Linked DNA regions of Homo sapiens: region 1 is linked to region 2. A link is an interaction called in ENCODE POLR2A ChIA-PET data of the cell type or tissue named here. Cell type or tissue: HepG2. All regions are shown on one strand.

Region 1 (5,000 bases), 58 kb before region 2:
TGATAGACAACAACCTACGTCATCTTTGGGGTCAAGCTATCAGAAATAGAGCCTCCCTTGCCCTCAGATGTCTCCGTGCTTAGCCTGGCAAAGCTATGAGTAAGTGTGGAGCTCATTACAGGAGCCGGAGACACTCTCTTGCTCTGCCTTGAGTCAGGCCGCCTGGTGTTGATGAGTCACCACCGCCTGCCCTGGCCCCCTGCCTACCAGGAGGCCACTACCGCCGGACATTTTTATTTTCCTTTGTGGGGAAAGAGTCTGACCTCTGTGCTCTGTGTCTCTATCCATATTCTGCCTGTCCCAGACAGAGGCAAAGGTTCTCTGCACAGCCCTCCTTTTTTCAGGGAAACTGTGGGGGTGAGGGGGCCAAAGAGGGGAATCTGAGCAGGTCTCAGGCATGCAGATAATACAGAGGTAGGAGCCTTTCGGGATTCGCAAGATGCTCAACCAGGCACCATCCATCACTGCCAAAAGCAGCTGTTATGCAAAGTAGCTTAATTGGCCTACAGGTTGGTTGAGTTTTAAACCCACGGATTGTACCAAGGCAAAGGAAATGAAAATATTTGACAGATTCTGGGTGGGGCTGTGTGGTTTACACAAACATAGAAGAAAAACATCTGGGGCTAGAATGGGCCTCAAACGACAAATGTTCAGATATATAGTAATATAATACACAAACATATATATAATATATATGTGCTTTGTGCGTGTGCGTGTGTGTAAGCTGAGAGGAAGCACGCAGAAATGCAAACATCAGCAGCTTTTGGATATCTATATCTATATATAGATATAGATCTATGGATATCCACTATATGTATCTGTAAATGTAATGTAATATGTTCAAAATACAATCCCATGGAAGGTTCCAGACAGAGGCTGGAGACTGAGCCGTCACCCTGGGATTGAAGACAACGTGACGGTTCATTCTCCAGAGTTACCTCACACCTGGATAAGTCACAGCCGGCTGTGGAGGTCATCACTGAGTTGTGTCACACAGGGAAAAATTCATTCATCCATTTCTTCGTAGAGTCTACAGTTGTTGTTTTGAGTGTCAGTTTAGCAATCAGAGGCCTGGCTTTGAATGGCTTCCCCAGGAATCTGGGAAACTTGGGTAACTTATTTAACTTCCTTGGGTCTCATTTTCCTAGTCTAGAAATTGGTGTCTATTTCTTGGTCTGGAGAGGATAAAATGAAGTCATAGAGGTGCCTGGCATATAACAGAACGTGGTTCATAATCATACATAATACGTAATCATGTATTACTTTTTTTGACACACTTCAGTTGAGCACATATTTTGCGCCAAGTCTTGTGCTAAACACCAAGGATATAGACTTGTTTGATTCATTCATTTCACAGATATTTGCTGAGCACCTACTACGTGCTTGACAGACACTGTGCTAGGCTCCCAGGCTGGCAAGGGAGACAGACATTCAAAAAACTACAAATAAGTAGTATAGGCAGCTCCTCCCTCGCTGACTGCCAAAGCTTTGAGATAAAGACATCAGGCAAGAAAGGGGCAAGAAAATGCACAAATACCAGAGGTATTCCTTTTCCCAAGTCTCCAATGTGGGAAGAATATAATTCCGGGACTACTGAGGAGGGGGTTTGAGTAGGCAGCAAGGGGTGATGTGGATATATGCATGTATGTGTGTCTGTGTGTGTGTGTGTGTCTGCACCCATTTCTGTGAGTGTGTAAAATGTCTGTGTATATGCGCCTGTCTGTGTATTTGCATGACTACACATGGAAGAGAGGCAGGTGTGTTTGCATGACTGTGTGTGTGTATTTGTGTGTGTGTATCTGTGAGTCTGCACGTGTGTCTCTGGGGATGTGTGGGTGTTTTGTGTGTTTCTATACACGTGTGCCTTTTGATATGTCTTTCAGTGTGTCTACCTGTCTGCGTGTCTCTCTGTGCCTGTGAGTGTGTGTTGGTGTGTCTGTGAAGGTCTATGTGGGTGTGCCTCTGTGGGTGTGTGGCATGACTTGTCTCCTTTTCTGTCCTCAGTCGTTTCTGTGGAGCTGATCTAGCTTGTCCTTCAGAACAAAGGGAACTGACAACGTCAGTGGCTTGGGCTTTATCTCCCAGCCTGCCATCCTGTCAGAGGAAATGAAATGTACTTGGCACAGTCTGCTCCTTATGATGTCATTCTGGCTGTGACCTGCACATTCCGCTCTCCTAGGTATTTGTCTTTTGATTGCTTAACGAATACCTGCCAAAGATCAAGAGAACACGAGTGTGGGTTTTTTTTTTTTAAAGAATCATAGCTGCGGCCGGGTGGCTCATGCCTGTAATCCCAGCACTTTGGGAGGCCGAGGCGGGCAGATCACGAGGTCATGAGATCGAGACCATCCTGGCTAAAACGGTGAAACCCCGTCTCTACTAAAAATACAAAAAAAATTAGCTGGGCGTAGTGGCGGGCGCCTGTAGTCCCAGCTACTCGGGAGGCTGAGGCAGGAGAACGGTGTGACCCCGGGAGGCGGAGCTTGCAGTGAGCCGAGATAGCGCCACTGCACTCCAGCCTGGGCGACAGAGCAAGACTGTCTCAAAAAAAAAAGAACAAAAAAAAAAATCATAGCTGCATGGAATGTTAGCTGTCCATTTTCTTTGCTGTGAACTTGGGAGCCATGGTAAAGAGACAGCTTTGGCTTTGCAGTGGTGAGAGCTCGGTTCAAGTCTCCAGTCTGCCCCTTCAAAAGCTGTGTGACCTTGGAGAAGACAGTTTAGCTCTCTGAGCCAAGATTCCTTACCTTATGAGAAGGTTCCTTGGAGGGGCAAATATAACAATAGATGAAAACGTTTTCAGAAATCCACAAAGTCCTTAAATCATAGGATGTCAAGGCAAGGGGGCCCAGAGGGAGGACCCTGGGCGCAGATGTCAGGGAGATGTGGGTTTGGGCCCTGACTTCTTCCTTTCCTCAACATACGACACTGAGCAAGTTCCTGGACCTCTCTGAGCCTCAGATTGTCCCTCTGTTAAATAGGATAGCATCATATATAAAGCACTAAGGCAATGTGCTGGCCAATGTGAGGGCCCCTAAAACGGGAGCTGTTAACATTTTTAATACTACAAAGGGGCTGACAGCAATATTAATGTCTGCCCACTTTCACACTTTCAGTGAGTGTAGCAAATTAAACCTCTGCAAGCGCAGGTATAATGAATGCATAGTGTGACAGCAGTGATTTACTATCTCTCGTTTTTACTATTTCAAGATGCAACCTCAGCAGAGTGTTCTTGGCATTACCGCATTCTTGGCAAGCACCTTGCGTTTCATCTAGAACTCAGAGGCTGTTCTAGTTGCAGAGAGGAGCTGAGAACAAGGTGGCCTCTGGCCTACAGTGGTCCAGGCCAGCTGGCTGGGTGGCAGACTTCCCTAGTACCTGTCCCCAGTCTCTCCAACTGGATCCTTTCTACATGACGTCTTCACCTTCAGCAAAACCTCAAATCCCCCTTGTCTTTGAAGATGCTGTTCCCCCTGCCTGGAATATCCTTGGCTGCCACTCGACCCTTCAGCCAATCTGGGCTTGGATCCAGGTTCCTGTGCCCAGGCTAAGGCAGATATCCCTGCTCTGTGTCCCCAGTGCACCCTGCATTCACCCCACTGTGCATGACGTCCAGGGCATTTGAACCGTCTGCTTCTGTGCCTGGCCGCCTCCCAGAGGGTGCCCTCCAGGAGGTCAGGGACAGGGTATCCAGCAGTCCTCGGTGGATGTTTGCAGAGCAAGCACACAGAGATCATTCGTTTTCTGCCCCCACACCCTCCAGCAATACCTTCACATATAAATATATTCAGTTCATCCGAACTAATTCTGACAACCATTTGGCTTAATAGAAGAGATTTCAGAGAGCTGTGCCTCCTCTGTGGCTGCTGATGTTGGTTTTGAAGCAGATGGGTCTGTCTCCCTGCATCTGCTTGTTTTCAACAACTGCACCACGCAGGCCAGAGGACAAAAGGTTCCCAAGTCCTTGAGTAGCTTCAGCCTGAGTGTCAGGTCTAGCATGTGGGTTTGCCGTGATGGCAGTGGGCATCCATGTGGCTTGACGGCCTCCGTTTTGGAGAGTGGTTGGCAAGTCAGGCTCTGGGATTGGACTGCCTGAGTTGCAAGCCTCAGTTCTGCCACTTGCTAGCCATATGATGTGGGTGAGGTATTGAGCCTCTTTGGGCCTCAGTCTAATCATCTGTAAAACGGGGATGTGTAATAGTACCTACTTGCCCTGCTGGTTTTTGTTGGAATTAAATGAGATCAGTTGCTGGTGTAGAAAGAATATTTAATGAAGTTTTGCTAGTGTTACTATTGTGTTGCATTTGTACCCAATGGTAGTATCAGACCAGGACCTCCACTCTGACTGTAACAGAGACTGAGCGTCTGGCTAGACACCCTGCCTCCATCCTGCCAGAGCTGGTTTCCCAGGGCTAGATGTTGGAATTACTCTACAATTTCAGATGGATCTTTTTATGATCATGAAGCACCCTCAAGGAGAGATAGATAGTTCCTCTGTGTCTGAGAAGGGTTCTTGCCTTTCTCTCACTTAATAGCAACCTGGCACACCTAGTTGGCAGTCTACTTGGCACTTTGCTTACCTCATGGTATAGTACAGGGGTCAACAAATGACAGCCCTAGGGCCAAATCTGGCCCCTTGCCTGTTTTGTTAAATAAAGTTTTGTTAGAACACAGTTCATTTATGTGTTGTCTGTGGCTGCTTTAGCAATAAAATGGCAGTGTGGAGTCGCTATGACAGAGACCACAGAGCTTGAAAAGCCTAAAGTATTTTCCATCTGGCTCTTTATAGAAAAAGTTTGCCAACCCCTTGTGTAAAAGTAAAGGATTAAAGGTTTATTTCGTTGAGCAAGACAGAAACCTGAGCACCATTCCCACCTCTCTGCTCTCCCTCAGCCCTGACGCTGGTTGGCCACCAGATTACTTTGCCTCATTCTATCTCATGCGACTAATCTCCCATCGCTTCCTCAAATACCACTGCTCAGTTCAGCCCTGTCCCAACT
Region 2 (5,000 bases):
TTTTTAGTAGAGATGAGGTTTCACCATGTTGGTCAGGCTGGTCTCGAACTCCTGACCTCGTGATCCGCCTGCCGCAGCCTCCCAAAGTGCTAGGATTACAGGTGCGCCTGGCCTCTTTTTACTTTTTTAATGTAGCTGCTAGAAAATGTAAAATTACATACGTGACTTGCATTATATGTATGGACGATGCCACCCTAGGAAGCTGACATTTTCCAGAAATCATCAGTGGCCTGATCTGTCAGCAGGTGTGTGTGTGTGGGTGTGTATGTGTGTGGGGGTGTGGGTGAGCCATTGAGGGGAGGCAGCACAGACCCAACAGTAGACATGCTACTTGGACTTGACACTGTAGAAGACAGAGAATGAGTCAGGCATTATGAGAAGCAGATTGGCCCGATTACATTGTTTAAATAACACCTCAAAGCAGAGTTGGGGAGGGACTAGACGTTCTCACGAAAAACAAAGCCACAAGAAGCTTTGTGGTGGAACAGAAAGAGGACAGTCACTAGGCTCAGGCTAGCCTAGTGGCTAAGAGTGTGGGCTCTGGAGTTTGAATCTTAGCCTTCCCACTAACTAGCTGTGTGAGCTCCAGTAAGTTACATAACAACTCTGTTTGTCTGTACAGTAAGGATCTATATCATTGGGTTGCTAAGAGGTATCTTAGTTTGGGCTGCAATAACTATACGGTTGATGCAAAAGTAATTACAGTTCTTGTGATTGAAACTAATGGCAAGCAGGGTGCAGTGGCTCACGCCTGTAATCCCAGCACTCTGGGAGGCCGAGGTGGGCGGATCATGAGGTCAGGAGATCGAGACCATCCTGGCTAACACGGTGAAACCCCGTCTCTACTAAAAATACGAAAAATTAGCCAGGCGTGGTGGCAGGTGCCTGTGGTCCCAGCTACTCGGGAGGCTGAGGCAGGAGAATGGCATGAACCCAGGAGGCGGAGCTTGCAGTGAGCCGAGATCATGCCACTGCACTCCAGCCTGGGTGACAGAGCGAGACTCCATCTCACAAAAAAAAAAAAAAAAGAAAAACAAAACAAACCAAACACACAAACAAACAAAAAAAACAACTAATGGCAAAAACTGCAATTACTTTTGTACCAACCTAATAGGTACCATAAACCAGAGAACTTTATTTCTCACAGTTCTGGAGGTTGGGAGCCTGAGGTCAGGGTGCCAGCATGGTTTGGCTCCAGGGCCCTGCTGCAGGCTGCAGATTGTTATTGTGTCATTGCAGGGTGGAAAGAGGAAAGAGAGCTCTCTGGAGTCCCTCTTATAAGGGCACTAATCTCTTCCATGAGGGATCCACTCTCATGACTCAGTTGTCTCCCAAAGGACCCATCTCCAAATATCACCACATTGGAGGTTAGGATTTTAACATACAAATCTGGGGAGACAGAAATATTCAGTCCATTGCGTGAGGCATAAATGTAGTTACATACGTTAAATGTTTGAAACAGCATCTGAATGGCCCATCTTGGTCGCACGCTCCTCTCTGATTTTGCCAGGAGGATATGGTCTTAGGATTGGATCAGCCTGGGTCTTGCACCCAGCCTCTGTGGACAGGCTATCTTGGTCTGCTATCCTAAGAAGTGGAGAGGGGAGGAAATGTGTCGGCCGACACAAACAGCAGCCACCCCTGTCTATTTCACCCTCCCGGCCCTATGACCTTGGGCAAATGACTCAATAGATCAGAAGAGACTCAAGTTATGCTTCTGTCAAAACTTCTGAGGGAAATGATGAGAACTGCACAATCCCCACCCCATACAAGGTACCCGACAAATGTTAATCCCTCCATTGGGCAAATGGAAGGCAATGTGGCCATGACTGGCAGCGGAGACCTGACTTTTGGCAGAGCCTAGTCAATTACCCAAGTTTGGGAGCTATCCTCTCTGGGGGCCAGATCATACCACAAACTTTCAAATCAATGTCAACAGGAAGGTCAGCTGGAACTTTCAGGCCAGGGTCTGGTGCGTGGGCCTGGGCCTGGCATCTGTTTAGTAAACATCCCCCAGCCTTCCTCTTGGAAGCCTTCCTTTACTCACTAAGCAGTTTTGGTCCAACCTGTTTTCCTTTTGTAGCTGGGATTTTGTAAGAGGCCAAATTCCAGGCTGGGGCAGGATAAACAAGATCGCATGGCTAATGATTGGTGAGTCTGCCTGGAATGCAATTTACCACAGAATTTCAGTGAAGGAGACTTTATCACCCCCTGGACTGTTTACAGGGAGGTTGTTAAAACAGGAAGGAGGTTCCAGGCTCTGCGGGGTAGCTGCCTGGCATTATTTTTCTTTGCCTTCTTTTAGGGAACAGGGGCACCTGCTATGAACTAAAAATTCTCTGCCTCAGTCTGCTTTACATGTAAAATCCCCTTGGTCAAAACCTTCCATTCATCTAACAAATTACAGCTTACAAAAGATTCTCAATTCTACCACTACCCCAGTTTGGCAGGTGGGGAAATCAGAGCTCAGAGCAGAGAAGTAACTTACCCAAGGACACGCAGCCAGGAAATGGCAGGGCCAGGATTAGAAAATTTTCCACAAAGTGAATCAGGCAATAATAGTGTTTGTGCTCCATCTTCTTCATCTGCAGCTAACCTTTCCCTCTGGGTGGGGATACGTGACTTGAATATAGTCTGGTGATGAAGGGATGAGAGGAGGGTCCCTTGTTCCAATGTGGATATTACCACAGTAGAGAAAGATTTTTCTTTTAACCCAGCTCAGAATTTTAGAAATTTGCATCCTTGACCTCACACTATCCCTTCTCTGTTCAAACAAACCCCTAGCCTCTCCAACTCCAGTGTTGGTGGCTCTCTTTCTAAAGGGTGTTGAGATAGACAGGTCAGTAAGGAGATTTGAGTCTGGCTCCTGGGATGGCAGCAATACTGATGTCTACACGACCTTTGGCAAATCACTAACTATCCGTCTCCGGGCCTGAGTTTTCTTTTCTGAACAAAGCGGATGTGAAGTCTAGATGAAGTCGGAAATCCCATCCATGCTTCTGAAAATTCTGCTTGTGGCTGCACCACTGAGGAGCAGGGGCCCGGGAAACGCCTGGCTCTAGTCTGCATCTTATGGCCCTGCCTTGCTGCCAGCATCCACAGGTCTCCCTAAGCCTTGGATGATTGGCCCCGGCTGCCCCGTCTGGTGAGCTCAGCGCAGCATTCGTGAGAACTGATGGTGGAGATAAAGATAGGCATGCTGAAATGAGGCACACTCTGCCTCTGCCCCCACACAGCCCTCCTCCCTCGAGACAGCTGTGGACCAGCCTGGGGGAGGACTGGTTGCCATCCTAGGATGAACAAAGCTTGGGGTGGGCAGGTTCCATTAGCTCATTCTCCTAATTATTCTGGCTGGTCATTGTTTCTCCTGATGAATTCCCAATTAGCACTGGGGAGCACAGCTTGGGTTTGATTCTGCCAGTTTTCCGGAGCCAGTTCTCAGCTATTTCTGGCTTGGCCAGACCTACGACCTTCCTGCTTCCATGCTAGCTGCAATTCAGGAATGGCCTCAGGGGCACTTACACGTTGCCACCATCAATGACAACACCGTGAAATTGGTCTCATTGTTGCCATTTCACACGTGGGGAAACTGAGGCTCAGTGAAGTGAAGAGGTTTGCCCAGCTTCCTACCACAAGTAAGTAAGTGGTGCAGGTGAACGCTGCCTTGCAGATTTTCAAACATGTCAGCCTTCTAGTCCAATCGTGGTCTTCATGTGATTCTCTTATGGCACCTAACTCACTGCTTTGCTATTACAGCACTTGAATAATTTAAAAACAAATTCTTAATTTAATAAAATCAATAAATAAACCTCATGATTTGTCTTCCCAATTGAAACCCCAGCTTCTGTGACATTCGGGCAATTTCTAAGCTAGCCAGAGAACCTCCTGGTCATGTTAGGAATAAGCAAAGCCGTTTGGGTTTTAATAACATGGTGAGAAAATAGTGTGACTTTAAAGTCCTTATTAGCCCTGGAATGCATTTTCCAAAGCAGGAATTAGCTGACACAGGCAGAGTGTCAGCTGGAAAAACAAGGTCTGGGTTAGGTGGCCCAGAAAAAAACCCGCTTTGGTGCCCAGAGCCTCCCATTGATTTCAATTGCTGGTTAGCATAGGCCAGCAGAACGATTGTCCCGTCGGTGAATGTGCCATTAGAAATGACCCCACCAGCTAATGGGGGTTTAAGAGTGGCTTGCTTGGTTCTTGGTATGGTTCCTGTTGTCATTTTTAGTAAGAAAATTACCTGTCTGTCATTCCCTTTAAACTTGCACGGTAATAATTAACCAGGCCCCAAAGAGAAGCTGGTTACCCTTAACCTTGGCTAGATGAAAGCTCAGTGACCCATTAAAGTCTGTGAAATCATTTAACTCTGAGCAGCTAGGGAGGTCATGTTGTAGCTGATATTTGGTGGAAAATGGATGTAAGAACTCACATTGGTTCATTATCTCACAATTTGCAGAGTTCAAGGTAACCTTGAGGTCATGAGCAAGGACTGTCACTCAGGCGTCAGCAAACCATGGCCCACTGGCCAAACCTGGCCCACCCCATACTTCTGTAAATAAAGTTTTATTGGAACATAGCCATACCCGCTCATATACATATCATCTGTGGCTGTTTTTGTGCTATAACAGTAGAGTTGAGTAGCTGTGACGAAGACCATATGGCTTGCAAAACCTAAAATATTCACTCTCCTACCCTTTACAGAGTTTGATGACCTCTGCCCTAATTCACAAAGGCCAAATTTGAATTCCGCATTAACCCCTTACTAGCTATGTGACCTTGGGCAAATGGTTTCACCCTCATTTTCTTCTTCAGTTTCTTCATCTGTTAAGTAAAGCTGATAAGAGCACCTATGTGGTAGATACACTAGAGCTCACCAACAACTTTTTCAGCACACATAATCTTTTGAACTTGGGCATGGACTGTGAACTTGGACTATGTGACTTGCCCTGACCAGGAAATATAAGGGGAAGTGGTGTACATCACTTCTAGATAGAAGCATT

Evidence for each region. Peaks named below come from ENCODE experiments on the same cell type or tissue, not always from the same donor. Only the 100,000 strongest peaks of a DNase experiment are listed, where the experiment ranks them.
Region 1: POLR2A ChIA-PET joins it to region 2 with 27 read pairs; 13 of 35 experiments call an interaction of 5 or more read pairs at or near these places.

The regions. Positions count from the first base shown.
Region 1 is chr5:173,764,462-173,769,461 of GRCh38, forward strand. The region is part of intron 1 of LOC124901138 (a long non-coding RNA gene); the gene reads right to left. Among named protein-coding and RNA genes, the nearest start is that of LINC01484, 21 kb to the left of the region's middle. In HepG2, no CTCF peak of the experiment used is centred here; DNase peaks (open chromatin) are centred at 160, 2,140, 2,630 and 3,711; H3K4me3 peaks cover 326 bases.
Region 2 is chr5:173,822,245-173,827,244 of GRCh38, forward strand. No RefSeq gene overlaps it. Among named protein-coding and RNA genes, the nearest start is that of LINC01485, 34 kb to the left of the region's middle. RefSeq lists a cis regulatory region at 178-580. In HepG2, no CTCF peak of the experiment used is centred here; DNase peaks (open chromatin) are centred at 1,687, 2,107, 4,337, 4,927 and 2 weaker places; H3K4me3 peaks cover 2,436 bases.